2 separate regions of the Homo sapiens genome follow, and region 2 is linked to region 1. The links are chromatin loops, found by intact Hi-C in ENCODE. Cell type or tissue: GM12878. All regions are shown on one strand. Each heading gives the region's core, and the rest is flanking DNA. Links, peaks and the distances in the headings are about the cores only.

Region 1 (5,380 bases), core at 231-5,230:
CCTCTCACCAGTCTTATTCAACATCATATTGGAAGTCCTGCTTAGTACAAAACGTCCAAAAAAAAAAAAAAAACCAATAAAAAAAATGAGGAAAGAAGAAATAAAACTGTCTTTGTAGATGACATGTCTGACTCAAATGCATCATGGTTATAAATATAAAATTTGAAACTATAAAACCTCTAAAAGAAAACAGGAAAAAATCAAGGAGGAACACATGCTAAGAAGTAGTAGGAGAGGAGGGCAGGTAGTAGATACAGTGTGCATTTGTCAGACACTGCTGGGTGCCTTAGTGTTGATTGTCTCATTTAATTCTTATAGCAAGGCCTGATCCTTGACATCCCGAGTCAGATGGTGAAACTGGAGAAGTTAGGCTATGTAGAAAACCCCCCAAAATGAACCCAAACCTCCTTCAACTAATAAACAATTATAGCAGGATACAAGGTTAATATACAAAAGTCAATTGCTTTCCTATATACTTGTAATAAACAATTGGAATTTGAAATTAAAAACACAATAGCATTTCCAATAGCACAAAAATGAAATACCTAGGTAAAAATCTAACAAAATATGTACACAATCTATATGTGCAAAAGTACAAAACTCTGATGAAAGAAATAAAAAATCTAAATAAATGAAGAGCTATCCCATGTTCATGGATTAAAAGACTCAATAGTGTTTAAGATATTAATTTTTCCTAACCTGATCTGTAGATTTAATGAAATTCCACTCCAAATCTAGGTAAACTATTTTTAGATAGTGCCCCTCTGATTCTAAATTTTATATGGAAAGGCAAAATACCCAGAACAGACAATACAATACTGAAGAATGATGTTAAGAACTAAAATTACCTGACTTCAGGACTGTCTTAGTGTGTTTGGCTATTACAACAAAATACCTTAGACTCGTAATTTATAAACAACATAAATTTATGTTTACAGTTCTGGAGGCTGGGAAGTCCAAGATCAATGTACCAGCAGATGTGGTGTCTGGTGAGGACTTGCTCTGCTTCATAAATGGCACCTTCTTGCTGTGTCCTTACATGATGGAAGGGACAAGGGAGCTTGCTTTTATAAGGGCACTAATCCTATTCATGACAGTAGAACCCTCATGACTTAATCACTCTCCAAAGGCCCCACTTCTTAATACCATCATATCGGGCATTAAGTTCCAGCATGTGAATTTTAGGAGGATGCCAACATGCAGACCATAGCAAAAACTAACTATACAGCTATAAAGTTATAAAGACAGCGTGGTATTGATAAAAGAATAGACACAGAAATCAATGGAAGAGGTAAGAAAGTTTAGAAATAGACACACAAATATAGTCAACTGATCTTTGACAAATAGTAAAAGGCAATTCAATAAAGACTAGTCTTTTAACAAGTAGTACTGGAAAAATTGGATGTCCATATGCAAAATAATAATAATAATAATAATAATAATAATAATAATAATGAATCTAGACACAGGCCTTATACTGTTCAAAAACATTGACTCAAAATGCATCATGGACCTAAATGTAAAATTCAAAACTATACAACTTCTAGAAGAAAACAGGAGAAAACCAAAGAGGAGGAGATGCTAAAAAGTAGTAGGAAGGGGCAGGTAGGGCACACAGTGTGCATTTGTCAGACACTGTCCTGGGTACCTTTGTGCTTATTGTTTCATTTAATCCTTATGGCATGGTCCGATTCTTGACATCCTGGGTCAGATGGCGACACTGGAAAAGTTAGGTTCATGGGAGGGCAGGGCCAGCCTGGCACCCTTCCCAGCTGTCCCTTCTGACCCCATGTGCACCTTCAGGGAACCCATTCTGCAGCCTCAGACACTGGGTGATTTTCTGGCAAGGGAGTGAGAGACAACTTCCTTCTTCTGTTTCAAACCTAATTTATCTCCAGGTGGAGTCAGGGCTTTCTACTTAATGATAGGAGTGAAAAGGCAGAAAAAATGACAAAATCAGGGCGAGGGTGAATGTTCCCATCAAAGCAGAAATGATGTAAACCTTTTGTATTTTCCCAGAGAAGCGGGGGCTGTAGATAGCAGCGACTGTGCTCCTTAAATAAAAGAAGGGTCAGCGACTTCTGAGAAATGGGAAAATGGAGTGCCTGGGGGTGCCCAGGAAGAACTGAAAAGACTGTATGTTGGCTTCCATCCGAGGCTGATCTATGGGCTTCGGGACCAGACAAGTGTGAGTTAGAATCCCATTTCTGTGACTCACCGGTTGAGTGAAATTAGGCAAGTTCCTTATCCTCTCTGAGCCATAGTTTTCTCATTTGTAAAATAAGGACAATCCCAAGTGACTAAATTATTTTACCATAATCATATGGATTAGTTTTAATCCATATGAATATAGTTAAAATTATATGAATATATAATCTTAATCCATGAACATTTTATCTCTCTCTCTGTGTGTGTGTGTGTGTGTGTGTGTGTGTGTGTGTGTGTGTGTGTGTATAGCATCTGGCTTTTAAACTGTTGCTCAAAAATATTATTTTCATTGTCACTTGCAAAGCTCAAATCAAAACTGAGCAGAAGGGAACACCCTTCCCTGTTTGGCTGCCAGGCGGTACACCTCTATGGGAACCACCAGCCTGGCCCTCCGAGTGCTGAAAGGGGCGAAACCTATCAGGGCAGGGATGGGATGGGAGATGCCAAGAAATGACCCAGTGATCCTCCCCAGGATCAGGTCTGGCCAGCCCAAAGTGTCTCTGCCCTTACTAATGCCGGAATACTTGTCAGTCCCAACCCTGTGGGCTGTGAGAAGCACCCAGTGTAATCAACCCACCTTCTATTCCGATTCCAAAAGGCTTTTACTGGGTGCCTGCCATGTGGCAGGTTTTATTCTAGATGCTGTGAATAGAGGTTGATGATGAGTGGTTGGTTTGGCCCTAGCGTAGCTCAGCAACTATAAAAGAGTGCAAACCATGCCTTAAAAAGCTGAGGCTTTAGCTCCAGGCGCAGCTGGCTCCGAGGCGGGGGTTGCAGGCAGCGGTAACCGGGCCTGAACCGTGCAGGAGACAGTTCGGAGTTTCCCAGAAAACAGCTTGCTCAATACGGGGTATCAGTTTTCCTCCCGGCACTTTCCGCCTTGTACCGAGATAACTGAATCAGTAACGCAGAACTCAGCTCATTCTATTGTTGGGGAATCCCAAAAACACCCCAAGGGAGAGAAAGACAAAGTGCTGCACAAAGAGACTCGCAGTCGGCGTCCGCCCTCGCTTGAACGCGTCCCCCTTGCGCCCGGGGGGCGCTGCGCTCCCTCCAGGAGAGGACGCTGCGTCTAAGTCTAAGAGCCTCCAGTGGAAAGTCCCGGAAGCCCTCCCCTGGGCTTGAGATTTTTGCTGGCTGAAATGGAGCCTGGAAGTGCTTTTCTGTGGTTTAGATGGGGAAGGAATGGGGGAAAGAAACGGTTCGGGAAAGGGGAGAATGGAGGGGAGAAGAGGGAAGGAAGATGGCAGGAGCCTCGGAGGTCAGGCTTGCAAGCAAAGCAAACACCAGGCTCCAGAGGGGTTTGCAGGCTACAGAACACCGAGTTTCGAGAGAATCACATGTTTATCTTCTCTTAAAATTCTCATACTGAACGATCTGGATGTGACTCAGCTCACGCAGTCGCTAGCTGTGGCACCGTGTGAGCTACTTAACCTCAGAAAGAGTTTCATCATCTGTAAAATGGGCATCACGGCCTTGTGGAATGGATTAAAAGAGCCAAAGTGCATAAAGCTCACGCAGTATCCTTTATAAGCAGTTTGTAGGTCTCCTTCCTTGAATTTCTTTCAAGCTCCCAATAGCCAACGGGAAGCCGAACACACTTTCACACTAAAAATGGGAATTCAGGGAAGTATCATCAGGTTCTGAACTATGTTTTAAGACTCAAGTCAAACACCAAAACTGAGTCACCACCTAATGTGTGTGCAGCACGTGTTAGGGGCAGTTTGCTATGTGATGACTTGAACGACAGTTTCTCTCTCCTGGGACTTTCATAAAATTCCTTTGGTGTTGCCACACACTTCTGGGATTCTCCACAATGAGCCCATTGCTGAGCCTGTCTCTGCAGATGTTTATTAAACAAGCAGAATTTAGGGGAATAGTCAGCAAGTCTTCACCAAGTTCTTCTATGTGGGCAGCTTTTGTGGTGTGGCCAGGGTATGAGGATAAAGAGCAACTTGGAAAAGTCTGGGGAGAATTTAAGTAGCCTGAAGAGTCTCTGTCCCTCAGGGAGGAAAGCTGAGAAATCGTTTCCATATTTATGTGTCAATTGCTTTATGTCCATTTATTTGATCTTCCTTACAAAATCTTGCATAGAAAATTTCATCCTCATTTTACAGATGAGGAAACTGAAGCTTAGAGAGCTTAGGTCACTTACCCAAGTTCATCCAGGTAGCAAAGTGTCAGGTCTGGATTTAAATCAGGTTGAGTCCAGTACCTTTTTCTTTTTTATATCACGCTGCCTTTCCCTAGAAGCCAAAATTTCTAGGAAATAAATGAACTGCAATGACAAAGCAGCACATTTTCCCATGTTCTTTGCTCTTGATCCCTACCTACTCTTTTCCCGGAAATAGACAATAAAGCCACCAGGATACCTGAGACAGCCTTGGTCATCTTTGTACCGTAGCCAGCACCATGGATTTTTGCCTAGTTACTTTCCCATCAGATTTTAACAGAAAGAACACTGTATTTGCCAGCTCAGTACAGCATATCTCTGGCTCTGTTTTCTCCCCAGCAGGAATCCGAGGGTCTGTCTCTGTATGTGTTATCATCAGACTGGTAAAGAGTTACATGTGTCAGCACAGAAGAAAAGAGCTTTGATGTGAGTTCAGCATGTAAGAAAGCCTTCATTGCTGTCATGCTTTCAACAGGTTCCCCACGACCCACCACTGCCTGCCAAGATGAATGTAAATGAAGCAGAAGTCTCACAGGGTAAATTCAGCTTCCCACGACCTGCAGTTGGACAGGGTGGCAAGGAGATGATGATAATTCCATGGCTCCCAGCTTAATTTCTCTTGGGGAGGGGTATGTGGACTCTTGCTATCCTGGAGTCCATATCATGCAGGACTCCGGAACATAAAAGGCAACAACAGTGAAGTGAGTGCCTGTTACAAACAAGGCTCAACTCAAAGCTAACAATTCTTCTTTATTAGGATACCACTGATCAGAGCTGCAAAGTGTACTCACATCTGTCATTTCGTGTCATTCTTACATAAATCCTGTAGCTGGGCACAGTAGGAAGAAGCATTCTCATCATGGCCACTTAGCTTGCTCGAGATTACACAGAACCATGCCTCTGGTTTCCTGGTACAGTGCTCCGGCAGGTGACGGATGCTCCTGGGTGACATATCACGGATCTCTCTGAGGTGAGATCTTCATGATTCTATATCATAGG
Region 2 (5,380 bases), core at 231-5,230, 150 kb after region 1:
TCTGAGTTTTAGATAAGTCAAGAACCTACCCTTGAAGTGGTATCGAGGGATAAATCAGACTGTCTGAATGACTGGACTGGAGCTTCTCAGAAGCGCAGTGCAAATCTGAGTTTCTAGTGTGCGGGCGAACCTGATGTTGAAACATCGGAGCTGGAAGAGGGCTCTTACCCATCCAGCCCAGCTTTCGCATTTGGCAGATGAGGAACCCAGGGAGGGGAAAATGACTTACAAAGATCACGTAGCCAATGAGTGTGGAGCTGGGGCCATAATCCAGTCCTTATGTGATTACTGTGAAGTTATCCTTTTCCCCCAACATCTACTTATGAATAAAGAGTTTATTAAGTGGTTAACTGCAAGGCAAGATTGCTCACAGTACTCTCAATGACACTCCAGGCTCAATGGCCTAGAGGACATAGAACAGAAGGAGGATTTAAGGAAACTTCTCCAATAAATCAGGCAAAATTTGCTTTGAGTGTGAATTCTAATCAATGCCATCATTTGTAGGAATGGGCCATGTCAGCAGCCCAGGGGTTGCTAACTTCAAGTAGGAGGTAGCCTTACGCAGATACTTGACTTGGGAGGACAGGAGGAAGAAAGCATTGAATAAACAAAGCAGGACTGAGGGTAGGAGTAGAGGCCTTCTAGGGATGCTGAACTTGTGCACAGAGAACTTCCTAACAGAGCACTACCTGCCTCTTCCTCCTACCCACCCCTGGGTTGCTTTTATAGGGGAGGAAAGCAAATCTTGTCCCTCTAGCCATCTTAGGTTCTCCCACTGAGGCCCTGTATATTAGACTAACAAAAAAGCACCTTCACCAGAGAAACACAAACAGAAGTTTATTAGCATGTGTCACACATACACATGGAGGTACCTAGAGATGAGTAACTCAAAGGGATTGTTAGAACTTGGGCTTATATAACATCTTAACAAAAAAACCCAATACTTTTGTAGAGAATTAACAAGAGAAAGGAAAAGCACTCTGGACTTCATGGGGTAGCAAGTTGTGGGAAGATAAATGGGAAACTCATGGACGGTAAGGGCTGGTTGGTCAAGTTTGTTCCTCTGGTCTAGTGTGTGGGATATAGGATCTACGGTTGTCTCAGGGGACCAAGAACTGTCCTGCCCTTCCTGGAAGAAAAAAGGAGAGCAGAGTTTTTCTTCTGTCCACTTCTTAATTATCATCAGCTCAGAATAATCCTTACGTCTGTTAAAGCAAACTAAATATGGCCTGAGAAGGACTCTGTACTTCTATATTTGAGTCCTTGTGGATGAACTGCAACCTAGCTTAACTGGTAGACGAGACTGAAAACCTAACTAGGAGTATGCACCTGTAACAGTCACTGAGTCTTGGCCAATCCCAGCAGCCATACTTCAACCACTCATACACTGCTGAGTGTTCAACTTGTGTTCAAATAAGGCAAACGCCAAGCTGTAGCTAGTCAGGCTGTTTCTCACTTCCTATTTCTATATGTCACTTTACTTTTTTTTTGTCTATAAATTTGTTCTGACCACAAGGCACTCCTGGAGTCTCTCTGAGTTGGCTGCCCAATTTGTGAATTGTTCATTGCTCAATTAAACTCCCTTAAATTTAATTCTGCTGAAGTGGTTTTTTTTTTTTTTTTAACACGCCAAAGTGGCATATTTTGGGGTGGCATAATCTGCCACACCCTTCCTTCCTCCTGAAGAGTTTCTTTGAGGAATTCAACCACTACATTTGAAGCATGCAACTATGGCAAACCTAATTAGAAAAAGTTGTGCTGATTCAGGAAGCCCCAGTCCCCGACTGAGTGACAGTAGATAGATGTGGGTAAAACAGTATCTTATTCTTGGCAGCTGAAAGTAAGTGAGAGGAAAGGGGTGGTGGAGGAGAGGAAGCCAGCAGGAGAATAGAAGAGAAAGTGGAGTGCACGCTCCTGACTGAGCAGGTCCCGTAGTCGACTTGATTGACAGGATGAGACTGAGGAGAGGCAGTGTGATCTCTGGGCGGGAGGTCAGAGCCTCTAGGCCAGAATCATGGTGGAGTTCGAAGAAGAAGAATGAAGTTTGAATGAAGTCCAACTTCATTCCCTAGAGAATTCCCAGGGACCTGGCTGTTCAGAAAGGAGCCTTGGGCAACCGATGGTGCCAGGGCTCCAGATGATTCCACCCCTGAGATAGAGTCCTTTGAGTCCTACAAAGTCTGGACTTCATAACGAATAATGACGGTGTCTGTTAAGTGCTTCCTAGTTATGAAATGTGATAAGCATTTTAAAAATGCAGTGTCTCATTTGATAATCACAACAATCTGTGAGTTAAATATCATTAGCCCATTTTACAGATGAGGGAGTTGAGGTTTAGAGATGTAAAAATAAGTGGCCCAAGCCCACCCAACATATAAGCAAACAGAGATTCCAATGAAATTATCATTCCAAATTCATATTTTTAATCATTATACTGCACTGCCTTCCCTTGGGTGGGTTATGACTTTCTGGGGAGGAGCCTTTCTGGAGGTCAGTAGCCACATGTTATAGCAGGGTCTAAATTTAGGATTCACACGGCGTCTGAGCTGCGGACAGAGGTAAGGCGAGTGAGTGGGGACTCTACATACTTGGAATCTGCCCCTGAGACCTGGTCTAGGCTCTTCTTTGAGTGATACCAATTGCCTGTTTTGTTTTTTTTTCTCTGAGTAAACCTGACCATTTCAAGCTCATTGTCAGGATTAGAAACCCTGACAGATCGAGGAAGAGAAAGCGAAATGGAATAGAAAGGAGAATGGGGGTGAGAAAGCAGTAGGTACTGAGTGTGTCCAACTGGGTCCTGGTCTTAAGCGTTCATCTGTCTCACAACAGCCCTGGTGTTGTGGAATCGAAGGACAGAATAAGATCGTCCAGCAGAGACCAGGACCAGAGATCTGGTTAGACCATACATATTTGTTTAGGCAGAAATGAAGACCAGATAATGTAGGGAAGGTGTGTGTGCATGACAGGTGTGGGTGGGAAGGCGAACCCAGAGAAAGGGGATCCCTGTGGGTGGTGGGGACCAAGCACACGAGGGTTTGGAGCAGCCAGGAGGGGTCTATGGATCCATAGGACTTCAACAAAAATAACAGACAAGCTAGTGGGTTCTAGGTGTCATGTTTTGGCATCTAGCTCAACTATGCAGGTCCTCGGAGCCACCACAAAATCCAGACAGACCCCTGATCCCAGAACACATTCTGTCTACTCCCTGGCGCTTGGCTGTCAGACTCTGCCCAGTTTGGGTAGAAAAACCGGCCACAAGAGGGCAGTAGGAAGCCACCGACGCTGGCGGATCTGCAGAGGGCTGGGTGCTCTGGGATGGACCAATAGGTTCAGATAGAAAATGACCTGGGAAAAAATGACCACAGCACCCCTGAGTGCCCCTGGACACTGCTGCCTCAGCCCCACCCTGGACATTCTGATTCTGTAGCCTGGGTAGGGGCTGGCAGTCTGAATTTTTAACACACAGCCCATGTGATATGGGAACTGCTCCCCCCAAGTATGCAGAATCTTCCATTGCACTTCCTTAAACCAAGATGACAAATAGGATTATTAGGAGAATAATATCTGTTAAAATGTTTTATTGGGAACATAGATAATATGACAGTGCATATATAAAATATATGCACATTTCAAAGAAGAATAAACACTGTGAATAGCTGTGCAAACACCTCTTAGGTTAAAAAACAGAATGTCACCAGCATCCCTGTGCACCCCTCCCATCTCATATCCCTTCCTCTCCCCATAGGTAACCTTGAGACTCTCCCATGTGGATTCACGTGTGTGAAGATAAGTGCCTTGTATGAACAACTTACGTACTCTTATCTCTTATATTGATGGACATTTAGGTTTTTCGGTTTTTTGTTTGTTTCTTTTTTCCTGTTAGGGACAATGTTGCTATGGACAGTCTTGCACCTGGAGAATTTTTCAAGAGATTTTCTAGGGTATATACGTAGGAGTAGAATTGCTGGGGTTTTGTGTATGCATGGTAAGCATTTGATCACATCAATATTAGGGAGATTTTGTTTGTTTATTTGTTTGTTTTTGAGACAAGGTCTCACTTTGTTGCCCAGGCTGGAGTGCAGTGGCATGATCATAGCTCACTGCAGCCTCCACCTCCCAGGCTCAATCAATCCTGTCACCTCAGCTTCCCGCATAGCTGGGACTACAGACATGTGCCACCACACCCGGCTAATTTTTGCTTTTTTTTTTTTTTTTTTTGTAGAGATGGGGTTTCCCTATGTTGCCTAGGCTGGTCTTGAACTCCTGGACTCAAGTGATCCTCCAGTCTGAGCCTCCCAAAATGCTGGAATTATAGGCATGAGCCACTGCACCTGGCTGGGACTTTTTAAAGAGAGTGAAAAGGCAAGCCACACACTGGGATAAGATCTTTGTAATATGTATAATTGATAAAGGACTAATATCCAGAGTATATAAAGAACTATAAACCAATTTTTTAAAAGACAGATAGCCCAGAAGGAAAATGGGCCAAAGTTGCAAGCACTTCACAAACAAGAAAATCCAGAAGGTCACTAAAAGTATTAAAAGATGCCCAACTTCACTGGTTATCAGGGAAATGCAAATTAAAGCCACAAGGAGATATCAACACATAACTTACAGATTGGTCAAAATTAAGAATTAGTCAATATCAAGTATTGTTGAGGCTATGGAATAATAGAAAACTCTCAGTCATTGCAAAATAAATTGATATAATCACTTTGAGAAACACTGATATCATCTAGCTAATCCTCTGTGGGAGCACAGGTTGGAGAATGCAATTGAATCTGGGAAGCCAAATGTTAAGTGCTGATGTGGCTCTGTGAAGGGAGTTTGCCCAGAGGTCTAAGGAAAGCTGTTGCCTTGGTGTGGCCATGGTCTCTGTGGGTTCACAGCCAAGCACCTGCAGGGAGGCCTGGGGTGCTGTGGGTCAGCAGGACCAGCAGTCTGGAAGCAGAGCGAGGCACAGAGGCGGACAGTGAAGTCGGCCTGGACCCTGTGGGGCATCTTATCTCATCACAAAGCGCTCCAGAGAGGAATGGCTCCTGCTTCACTCTCACTTCCCCAATCTCATCTAAATTCTTCTGGCCAACTCTAACAGAACATACAGGAAAGAGGGTTCTGGGCGATATAGTTTCCATCTGTATAAGTTTTCTATTATTGCTGTAACAAAACACAGACTTAGTGGCTTAAAAATGCAAATGTATCACTTTGGGAGGCTGAGGCGGGCGGATCACGAGGTCAGAAGTTCGAGACCAGTCTGGCCAACATAGTGAAACCCTGTCTCTTCTAAAAATACAAAAATACAAAAAAAAAAAAATTAGCCAGGTGTGGTGGTGTGCGCCTATAATCCCAGCTACTTCGGAGGCTGAGGCAGGAGAATCGT

The links. A loop is a pair of places that touch in the nucleus more often than their neighbours do. Peaks named below come from ENCODE experiments on the same cell type or tissue, not always from the same donor. Only the 100,000 strongest peaks of a DNase experiment are listed, where the experiment ranks them.
Region 2: it touches region 1 in a loop (5-fold over the local background); 1 of 110 quality-filtered maps calls a loop at or near these places.

What each region holds. Positions count from the first base shown.
Region 1 is chr2:38,036,121-38,041,500 of GRCh38, reverse strand. RMDN2-AS1 (RMDN2 antisense RNA 1) reads left to right here and starts at 5,160. Exons shown (of 4, transcript NR_102712.1): 1 at 5,160-5,351. It also overlaps a transcript of RMDN2 not described here. RefSeq lists a silencer at 2,835-2,904. In GM12878, for the core only: a CTCF peak has its summit at 3,254 (motif pointing right); DNase peaks (open chromatin) are centred at 3,140 and 3,530; H3K4me3 peaks cover 940 bases; H3K27ac peaks cover 3,268 bases.
Region 2 is chr2:37,888,999-37,894,378 of GRCh38, reverse strand. No RefSeq gene overlaps it. Among named protein-coding and RNA genes, the nearest start is that of PIRAT1, 16 kb to the right of the region's middle. In GM12878, for the core only: a CTCF peak has its summit at 3,259 (motif pointing right); DNase peaks (open chromatin) are centred at 1,348 and 1,848; H3K4me3 peaks cover 681 bases; H3K27ac peaks cover 1,714 bases.